Regions from separate parts of the Homo sapiens genome. Here region 1 is linked to region 2. A link is a loop called in an ENCODE intact Hi-C map of the cell type or tissue named here. Cell type or tissue: Calu3. All regions are shown on one strand.

Region 1 (5,000 bases), 260 kb before region 2:
GTTTGGTTTCTGAATGTAGTAAGTCTCAGATTCTGATAGCTCTTAGACATCTCTTCAAAAAGGATCATCAGTAAGATCATTTTAACCAAGGGAAAAATACTATCCTACTTAATATGTATTGAGAAATTATTTCTACCAAATATACATAAGTTTTTCATGCATAAATTCACATAATACTCACTATAAGATATACAGTTACTATCCCCGGTTGAAGAAAGGGAAACTGATGCAGAGAAAAGTTGAGTAATTTCCCTTAGGTTAACAGGTAGACAGAATAAGAGCCAGGATTCAAGCCCAGGAAATCTGGTTCCAAAGGCAGTGCATGTAACCACCAAGCTTTATTGCCTCCACAAGTCATTATTAATTGAATCATTATATCATGTTATGTTTTAAGGAGTGGAGTTTTGTTAAATGATTTTGTGAATATAAATGAATACCAATAATTAAGGACACACTGCATATACCATGCTTTTTGTCTAGAATTATCTTTCCTCTTCACCATCTTCTCTTACAGTTCAACTTTAATGTTAGCTTCCCCAGATCCACCTCTCTAACTTAGAAGCCTTTCTATCTTCATAGTGTAGTGCTATCATGTCATGTATCACATAGTGTAGTAATGATATATTTAACTTTCTCTCCACTTGGACTCTAAGCTCGCTGGGGGAAGAGACTCCATCTTCTATGTCTTTCTATCACTAGTAATATTACTTGTTATGTAGCAGCCACCTAAAACACGTTGGATTTACAAGAGGATGAAAGAAGAAAATAATTGATAAATACTTGGTTGCAATAGATGGATAATTGGGTGAAGGATGTATAGATTTATTGATGGATGAATACATGGATGGATGGAAATATAAAAGAATAAGTGACATACACATAGGAAACATATGAGTCAGTCCAATGTGTGTGCCAGTTTTAAATAGACAGAGCTTCCTGGGTGTATTTCTAAAAAGAGGAACTTTGAAAAAAAATTCAGTCATTTTTCTACCTTATCTTTAATTACTATTCTTTTTTCTATTGTTTTATTTTAATGGCCATTAATGATGACTCAGTCAGCTGGTGATAAATTTGTTCTTGGATGTTTTCTCTACTTTTTTGTTATGCATATATCAAAGTTTTTGGCTTGATTTCACTCCTCTTAAGTAAAGGGGACTTTTATTCCTCTAATTACCTTCGAATTACCAGGAATGCACTGCATTCCTGACTCCCTGGATGTAGCCCTCCACCCACCTCAGCCGTTTGCCTATCAGGCGCTACTTGAAGGTTTGGCTTCTAGAACCCCTGCTAGATTTAGCAATGAAAGCAGCATAAATTCCTAAGCCTACCGTCAAGTGTGAATCCTCTACTTCAGAACAGATATATCATCCTGGCCCCAAAAAGAAACAGACCAAATAATATTTCCAATATTGTAATAAATTCATCCACTCCAAGTATTGTGTTGTATTTACTCACCAGGCAGAGCAGGAAAAAAAATGTTTTTGTCATTAATAACCAAAGTATCGTAAGAAAACATTAATTTCACTTAAAAAAAAAAGACATGGAAACTGTAGGCTACCATTACGGATGCCCTTATGATATAGCTTATAAATACAATATTCTATTAAGAATGTAATTGCTAGAGACATTGCTCCATGAAAGATGTGAGGTTGTTTACAAGAAAAAAATGTCATGTCCTCGTTCGAGAGTTGTTTTGGATGACTACTTATCAGGGTTTAAAAATATAAAGGCAAATAAAGATTGGTCTTTCTACTTGAGGTCAGTAGTTCACTGATTTTTGTCAAGAAAAAGAGTTTATTAGATTTCCTTTTACACTATCAGACAGCTTCTCATTTTTTATGTGATAGACTATGTAATTGTTTTTCACAGTGGTATGTTATCTATCTCTGTATATACACACATACACATACACATATATATTTACCCTCTGACACTGCATTTACTGTGGAAGTGTACCAAAAATCTATTTAAGATGCAAACATCAAAGAGGAAGGGGAAAAGGAGTCCTATTGCCACTCTGTGTAGATATCTGTGAAAGTCGCCTAAAGACCAATTGATCAAATACAAAAATCATCACAACTGCTAAAGGCTGCCAACATAATCATTTAAAGCAATGCAAAAGTAGATGCTGAAAAACGTGGGTTACCAAAGCATTCTTTACCTCTGGCTCCCCACTCTGTGCTGTATCATATTCTTGCAAGTCTCATTGGGATGCTTGGTAAACACACTTCACCTTTCTTTCTTCAGTTTCAGGGTAGAAAGGGTCCCTTTAACTCCTGAAGACAGTAAATCACAGTCTGTGTGGTGGTTCTCAGAAGACACTTAAAGGACTGAACTGGATGCTCTACATAGCACCCTTGCCAAAAGGGTTCGGAAATGACTTCCAGCTTCCCACAGTAATAAAATGGCACTGTTTGGCATCTTCGAGGTAATAAAAGTGAATTTTTTCCATTCTAGTAAATGAGAAGAGAGGCCTGGTTGTTTTAAAAACTGATTTAAATTCGTGTGTTTTCCTCACATTATAGAGCGTGATATGAGCACACTTAGGTGAACTTCAGACCATCTCAGAACATTACTATCAGCAGCTCTCTGGGGCAGAACAGGATGTGCTGGTGGGTGGTGCAAGGGAGGCTGGAAGGATGGCCAGGTGCCCTGGACACTGCCGCCGTGATACGATAGGTGGCGCTCTCCCCTCTGAGTCCATGTGAACGATCTCCGAACGTGCTCTTTGGAGGATATTACTTTGCTTGAAGGAAATGTCTTGGACGTTCATCAGTGTTTCTGGCACTGTTTAACAGCTGCTGAGTCTCATAGCAGACTCTGGCTGTATTTTGGTGATGGGAAAAGCTTTAGAAAACAGATTTCCTGTCTTTAAGGAGGAGGCTTATGTTAGGCATTATTGTCATTTGTATACAAGACTTTTTATAATTCGATTTCACTCTCCTCCCAGTTGCAAAGGAAAATCTTTTGTCATTCCTGTTTGACTCATAGGGTCTAGGAAGAAGTTTGATCATCTTCCGTTTCCCATCTGGTTATTCATAAGACACCTGCATCTCTGTGATTTCTCCTAGACTACACAATGCTACCAACTGACAACAGACGTTGTGTAAAGAAAGGCCACCTTTCAGAAAAGGAACCTGAACATTAAAAGCTTGTCAACCAAACACAAGGGATATAGCTTTTATTCCTTATTTCAACTGCACCAGAAGTGGAAATTATAACTCTTTTAAGCAGAAAAGACAAGATTGACACTTTTTACATAGAATCCAACCCACATTTGTCTTTGTTTATATGTTGCAATTAAAAGGCTATTATAAACAAATTAGTAGTATCACGGAAGAATTTTGAATGACTTGCTGATGTCAACTACTGCCAAATACCCTTATCTACTCACCACATTCTTAATTAAGAAACACCAGTGTGTGTGTGTCTTTGTTAAAATTACTCAATAGTGGCCTCAGTAGTTACAGACTAGTCCATTAATTTATTAAAGAAGTTCAAAAGATTATTACAAAAGAAGCAGGATGTAGACACACCCAGTTTAATAATAGTGGGGAAGAGAGGGGTCCCTAAAAAAAGATACGATAAGAGGAAAGGGAGATACCACTGCAGTTCATAATGATGGTTGGTAAAGAGTTGAGTACATGCTTTTAAGTTTGGACAGCTCGGTTCAACAAAGTAAGAATTAGCTGTAAATGCTAATGTCTTTGGCTTACAAATACTCCCTGCGAGTATGACCCAAATCAGAGCATCTGACTTCAGTGGGTGACCATCTGCGATAAAAAGGAGAATGTTTCCTTCTGGGCTAGTCCTGAAATACTAATAGAGGCAGCATTCCTGCACATACTAGGAAATCAATAAACACCTGCTGAATGGATGAATACATGAATAAACATTTGAAGAACAGTATCTCCTTTTCCTTTTTTTTTTTTTTTGAGACGGAGTCTTGCTCTGTCGCCCAGGCTGGAGTACAGTGGTGCGATCTCAGCTCACTGCAAGCTCGGCCTCCCGGGTTCATGCCATTCTCCTGCCTCAGCCTCCCGAGTAGCTGGGACTACAGGCGCCCGCCACCATGCCAGGCTAATTTTTTGTATTTTTAGTAGAGACCTTTAGTAACAGGGTTTCACCATGTTAGCCAGGATGGTCTCGATCTTGTGACCTCACGATCCGCCCACCTCGGCCTCCCAAAGTGCTGGGATTACAGGCGTGAGCCACTGTGCCTGGCCGGTCTCCTTTTCCTTATTGCTAAAACAGAAGTAATGTTACTTTCAGCAAATTTGTAAGGGTGAAAACAGTTACATTCTTGATCTTTAAAGTGCAATATATTTATCCCCCATATTTCTTTTTTTAAATATAGAAACTGTACTGTATATACCCTGAACAACCTTCTTGCAAAAAAAAAAAGAAAAGAAAAGAAAAGAAAAAACACAAAATTTAATGGCCAGCACATTCATCTCTACCTCTTACATTAACAGAGACTTGCTAAAGAGTTTTTATGGTTATACTTCAGCTTGTTCCCTGCGTGCTACCTCCTCTGTAACTTGACTTTAAATTATCTGTTTATCTTCTCATATTCCAAATATTATTGAATACATGTAGTAGATTAAATAATCAGTTTCCTTTGAATATCTTTAGCTGTGATTTCCTATTTTAACGTTCACATTTTGCATCCAAATGGTATTTGTCTTCATATAATTGATAAAATTCCATTTATTCATTCATCTAACATATATATTGGTTGAATGTCTATCATGTATAAGATAACCTACTAAATGTAGAAATTCACCAGAAAATACTCAACTTCTCTTCATTCCACAAATTCAGAGTTCCCTAATACTACGGGTTTACTTTAATTTGGTCAGTGGTGCCAAGTAGTCATATAGGTGAAATAGTTCCTTTAGAAGAGTGGTACTGAAAGTTGTCCATTCTTAAGAAGCATCTTTGATTATGTATGTAGTAAAACAGGTTCTGAAATTAATTATCTTAGAATTGGGCTCAGT
Region 2 (5,000 bases):
ATTAGATATAATTCTGGATACTAACACCATTTGAAAAATTAAAATATGTTTTTGCATTTCTAGTATAAAGTAGGCATAAAAAATTAAAAGAAATAAAGTAAGCAAGATTTTGAGGGTGTATCTAAGTATTTTTTTTAAATTCAGCATTCTCTAAAGAGCATTGTCAAAATATAGAGGTATAATTAATGTAAAATTATAAGTTAATGTCCAAGACATCTACTTTTAAAATATTATAAGTAATAAAATTTACATCTACTGCGTATTTATAAGATCTATGTGATTTATGCACCTCTGTTGTAAGATTTAGGTAACTTGATTTAAATATAATGTCTAACTCTCTCAGTGAATCATTATTGAAAAGAGTGTTGAATTTTTAAACTTTTTGAAATCATTATGAAATCTCTTTTCTAAAAATTATCTTTAAAAATCAAAGCTAAATGCTTCTAATAATATTTAGTGAGAAACTGTAGTAGCACCTAATTTATTAGCTTCACCATGGAATGAAGTATTTCATATAAGCAAGTTTTCCGACCAGGCTCAGAGGTTCATGCCTGTAATCCCAGCACTTTGGGGGGCGAAGTGGGGCGGATCACACACGAGGTCAGGAGTTCGAGACCGGCCTGACCAACATGGTGAAATCTCATCTCTACTAAAAACACAAAAATTAGTCGGACATGGTGGAGCACACCTGTAATCCCAGCTACTCAGGAGGCTGAGGCAGAAGAATCGCATGAACCTGGGAGGCGGAAGTTGCAGTGAGCTGGGATCGCACCATTGCAGCCTGGCGACAGAGTAACACTGTCAAAAAAAAAAAAAAGCAAGTTTTCCTGGTTATTATAGCTTGCCCCCTTGTGTATGTTATGAAAATCAAATGTAATAAAGTATACAAAAGTGTTTTAGATGGAATATAATTTCACTTGCTTGGATTTTGTTTTTGCTGGGGTTTTTTTGTTTTGTTTTTGCTTTTTTTGAGACGGAGTCTCACTCTGTCACCCAGGCTGGAGTGCAGTGGTGTGATCTTGGCTCACTGCAACCTCTGCCTCTGAGTTCAAGAGATTCTCCTACCTCAGCCTCCTGAGTAGCTGGGATTACAGGCATGTGCCACCAGGCCCGGCTAATTTTTTTTTTTTGTATTTTTGGTAGAGACTGGGTTTCACCATGTTGGCCAGGCTGTTCTTGAACTCCTGACCACTAGTGATCTGCCCACCTCGGCCTCCCAAAGTGCTGGGATTACAGGCGTGAGCCACTGCGCCTGGCCCACCTGCTTGTTTTAACTAAGATTAATGATGATCAACACTAACTGTAGGATTCCCAAGTTTGTTACAAAGATACCTTCCTCAATATCTTGCTCCTAATATTAGCACCACATTATTACATTCTTTTAGTTTTTATCTGTGGTGTTCTGTCTTCTTGCTCTAAGACTGTCCATCAATCTGGACTGTTTTATCTCTACCTTATTCTCCTCCCTGCCTTCTCTTTCTAGTTTCAGGTGGATTTGTTTATCTATTTTCCCAAATTCCAACAGACACAAGTTGGAATTTGGGACAATAGGTAAACAAATACACCTAAATTACATCTGTAGTATAAATAGATCTGGGTGAGTATCTAGTAAGTTCCTGTAAATTGAGGCGGATGTGCTTTTATTATAAGACTTTTAGCCGCCACTGAGGCACACAACTATAGTCCCAGATACTGAGGAGACTGAGGCGGGAAGATCATTTAGAGCCCAGGAGCTCAATGCTGTAGTGTGCTATGACTGCACAGCACACTGCACTCCAGCCTGGGCAATGTAGCAAGACTCCATCTCTAAAAACAAAGACTATGGGAGTATATATTTAGGCTACTAAATGTGCATTCATTGAACAAGTATTTATTATTTACTGTGTTTCAGTCACATAATTAGACAGATATGGTCCTTGTCCTCATGAAGCTTATAATCTACCTGAAGAGACAAACATATAAAAGACATGTTAACTATTTAATGAGATTAGATGGGTGCTATGAAGAAAAAATGCAGGATGCTCTAAGAGCATTTAAAAGAGGACACCTGGCTGGGTGTGGTGGTGCACACCTGTAATCCCAGCACTTTGGGAGGCCAAGGCGGGCGGATCATGAGGTCAGGAGATCGAGACCATCCTGGCTAACACGGTGAAACCCTGTCTCTACTAAAAATACAAAAAAATTAGCCAGGCATGGTGGCTGGTGCCCGTAGTCCCAGCTACTCAGGAGGCTGAGGCAGGAGAATGGCATGAACCCGGGAGGCGGAGCTTGCAGTGAGTCGAGATCAAGCCACTGCACTCCAGCCTGGGTGACAGAGTGAGACTACGTCTCAAAAAAAAAAAAAAAAAAAGAGGACACCTAAACTAATCTAGGAAGGCTTCCCATTTAAACTGAGACCTGGGGGAAGGATAGAATTAGGCAGGTCAGAAAAAGGACACAGTGTGTAAGGAAAGTGTGTGGTGTTCAGAGACTTTTTGTTTATTTCCAGAATCTTTCAAGTAGTTGAGATGGCTAATTTTGAAAATCTTTTAATAAATGGGTCACTTACTATATACTTTCTTTCAAAAAATTTACAAAATTCTTTGATGACTGATTGTAGTTCAGCTTATTTTCACGTGATTCTCCTTCCAGAGCTTGGAGAGACTCTTCTCTAAATTCTCAATGCATTTGCTATTTCGTTATGGAGTGTGACTCTTCTGTAACCAGGCCACTTATGCTGACTTACCTTGAGGACAAATTTCCAATTCTAGACTGTATTCTGCTCTCAATCTGATTGTAGAACTCCCACTGATGGCAGTAGGAGCTGTGCTTGTATATGTAGGAAAGTACACTGCCCTCTGTGTCATTGACGGACTCCTCTGGCACGAAGCCTAGAAGTCTGAGTGTAGATGTGAGTCTCTAAGGAAACAGAGCTCCCAGCAGTGCCACGCTGGCAGTAGTGTGAATGGAGGAAGAGAAAATAGGTGAAAAGGAAGGACACGGCATCTGGACCAGCACCCTCTAACCCACCAATCAGAGGCAGTAAGGAGAGGGAGAAGGAATTACAAAAAAATTTTTTTCCAAACATTCGAAAAGACTCTGTTTCACAAAATCATCAGTGTAGCCACATATTTCTTTATTTTGAGACAGGGTCTCGCTCTGTTGCCCAGGCTGGGTGCAATGGCACGATCTTGGGTCACTGCAGCCTTAACCTCCCAGGCTCAAGAGATCCTCTCACCTCAGCCTGTAGTTAGGACTACAGGTACACGCCACCATGTCCAGCTAATTTTTGTATTTTTTGTGGAGACCAGGTTTTGCCACGTTGCCCAGGCTGGTCTCAAACTCCTGAGCTAAAGTGATCCAGCCACCTCAGCTTTCCAAAGTGCTGGGACTACAGGCTTGAGCCGTCACACCTGGCCTCACAGATTGATTTTTAATAAGCCATATCTGTCAACATTTGCAAGGCCTGGGCAAGAGTGCAAACGGAGGCCCCAGTTCAGGACCAGCCCTAATCTCTTTCCACTCTCTGCAAAATTCTGTAGGAGAAGGGGCCTCCCAAGTATGTGCCTAACCTTCATCTCTCCCCTGTTCCTCACCCCAGACAGTCACACTGGTCAGGAGAACTGAGCCAGAGAAGAGGCCCACGCTGGCCCTAGAAGTGGGCTCCAGGCCATTTGGACAGGAAATTTTTGGAAGTGCTTGTTCTTAACCACTCACTAAACTGTACTGCCTTAGATAATGAGGAGATTCATAAAGATTTTAAATTAAGATCCATCGGTTTTAAGGATGAGAGAGCTATGCATCTTCTAAAGCTTGTTTTTAAATCAGTGTTTCTCAAACTTAATGTGCACAGAAATCATCCAGGGATCTTGTTAAAATGCAGACTCAGTCTGCAGGTCTGGGATGGGCCTTGAGATTCTGAAATTCCTTTTTTTTTTTTTAAACAGAGTTTTGCCCCGTCGCCCAGACTGGAGTGCAGTGGTGCAATCTCAGCTCACAGCAACCTCCACCTCCTGGGTTCAAGTGATTCTCCTGCCTCAGCCTCCTGAGTAGCTGGGATTACAGGCGCCCGCTACCACACCCGGCTAATTTTTGTATTTTTAGTAGAGACTGGGTTTCACTGTGTTGGCCAGGCTGATCTCAAACTCCTGACCTCAGGTGATCCACCCACCTTGGCCTCCCAAAGTGCTGGGATTACAGGTGTGAGCCACCACGCCCAGCCCTGAGATTCTGAAATTCTAATGAGCTCTCAGGTGATGCTGGTCTGTAGACCACACTTTGAATAGCAAAGCCTATGTGAATATTACTGGTGTCAGTTGTGTATATGGATATGTTTGTGTGTGTACACACTGTTACTTTGGAAAGGGAATTTTAATAGTGTGTGTAAAAAGAAAAATCATGTCAGCATTAGTTAAAAAGACATAGCTTTTAGAGCTATCATTATTTAAGATTTTTGTCTCAGATGATGTCCCAGACAACAGCCTTTCATACTGATTCCTCCTTCATATTAATCCATTATCAGTGGTGTCACAATGTCTTATCTTAGAATTGGGCTTTCAAGTGTTGCTTTAGCAGCCTTCTGTAGCCTTCTAAAACTCTGCAGATTTCTAAGATACCTATTAGAGCCAATGGAAGACTAAATGTCTCCCGGTGTAGAAAGAGTTTTTGATTAGATTTAAAAAGCTGTCATTTCTGAAATTTCCCTCCCTAAATCATTTTCAGCTTTCAACAAGCTCTTTCATGTTGCTTTCTTGGATGGATGCTGCTTCCTGGTAACTTTCTAACTATTCAAGTTAACAGTGTCCTGTGGTATGGAACTGATACATATTTAGGAACATCTTTACAAGCTAAAAAAGCACTTGGCATAGAGAAATGTTACTCTGGTATCTGCTCTGCCATAATAACTATTTTTTCTTGTATTGAGAGAAATTCAGCTACATGAGGAAGGACAATGATGCCACAGGTTGAACTGCTAAAAGCAGTTTTGAAAGCTGTCATAAAGGTTATCACTTTTCATTTAA

The links. Peaks named below come from ENCODE experiments on the same cell type or tissue, not always from the same donor. Only the 100,000 strongest peaks of a DNase experiment are listed, where the experiment ranks them.
Region 1: it touches region 2 in a loop (2.4-fold over the local background); 1 of 110 quality-filtered maps calls a loop at or near these places.

Annotation. Positions count from the first base shown.
Region 1 is chr1:81,411,924-81,416,923 of GRCh38, forward strand. It overlaps a transcript of ADGRL2 not described here. Among named protein-coding and RNA genes, the nearest start is that of ADGRL2, 390 kb to the right of the region's middle. RefSeq lists an enhancer at 2,561-2,855. In Calu3, a CTCF peak has its summit at 2,697; a DNase peak (open chromatin) is centred at 2,678.
Region 2 is chr1:81,667,612-81,672,611 of GRCh38, forward strand. It overlaps a transcript of ADGRL2 not described here. Among named protein-coding and RNA genes, the nearest start is that of ADGRL2, 130 kb to the right of the region's middle. In Calu3, no CTCF peak of the experiment used is centred here; a DNase peak (open chromatin) is centred at 2,890.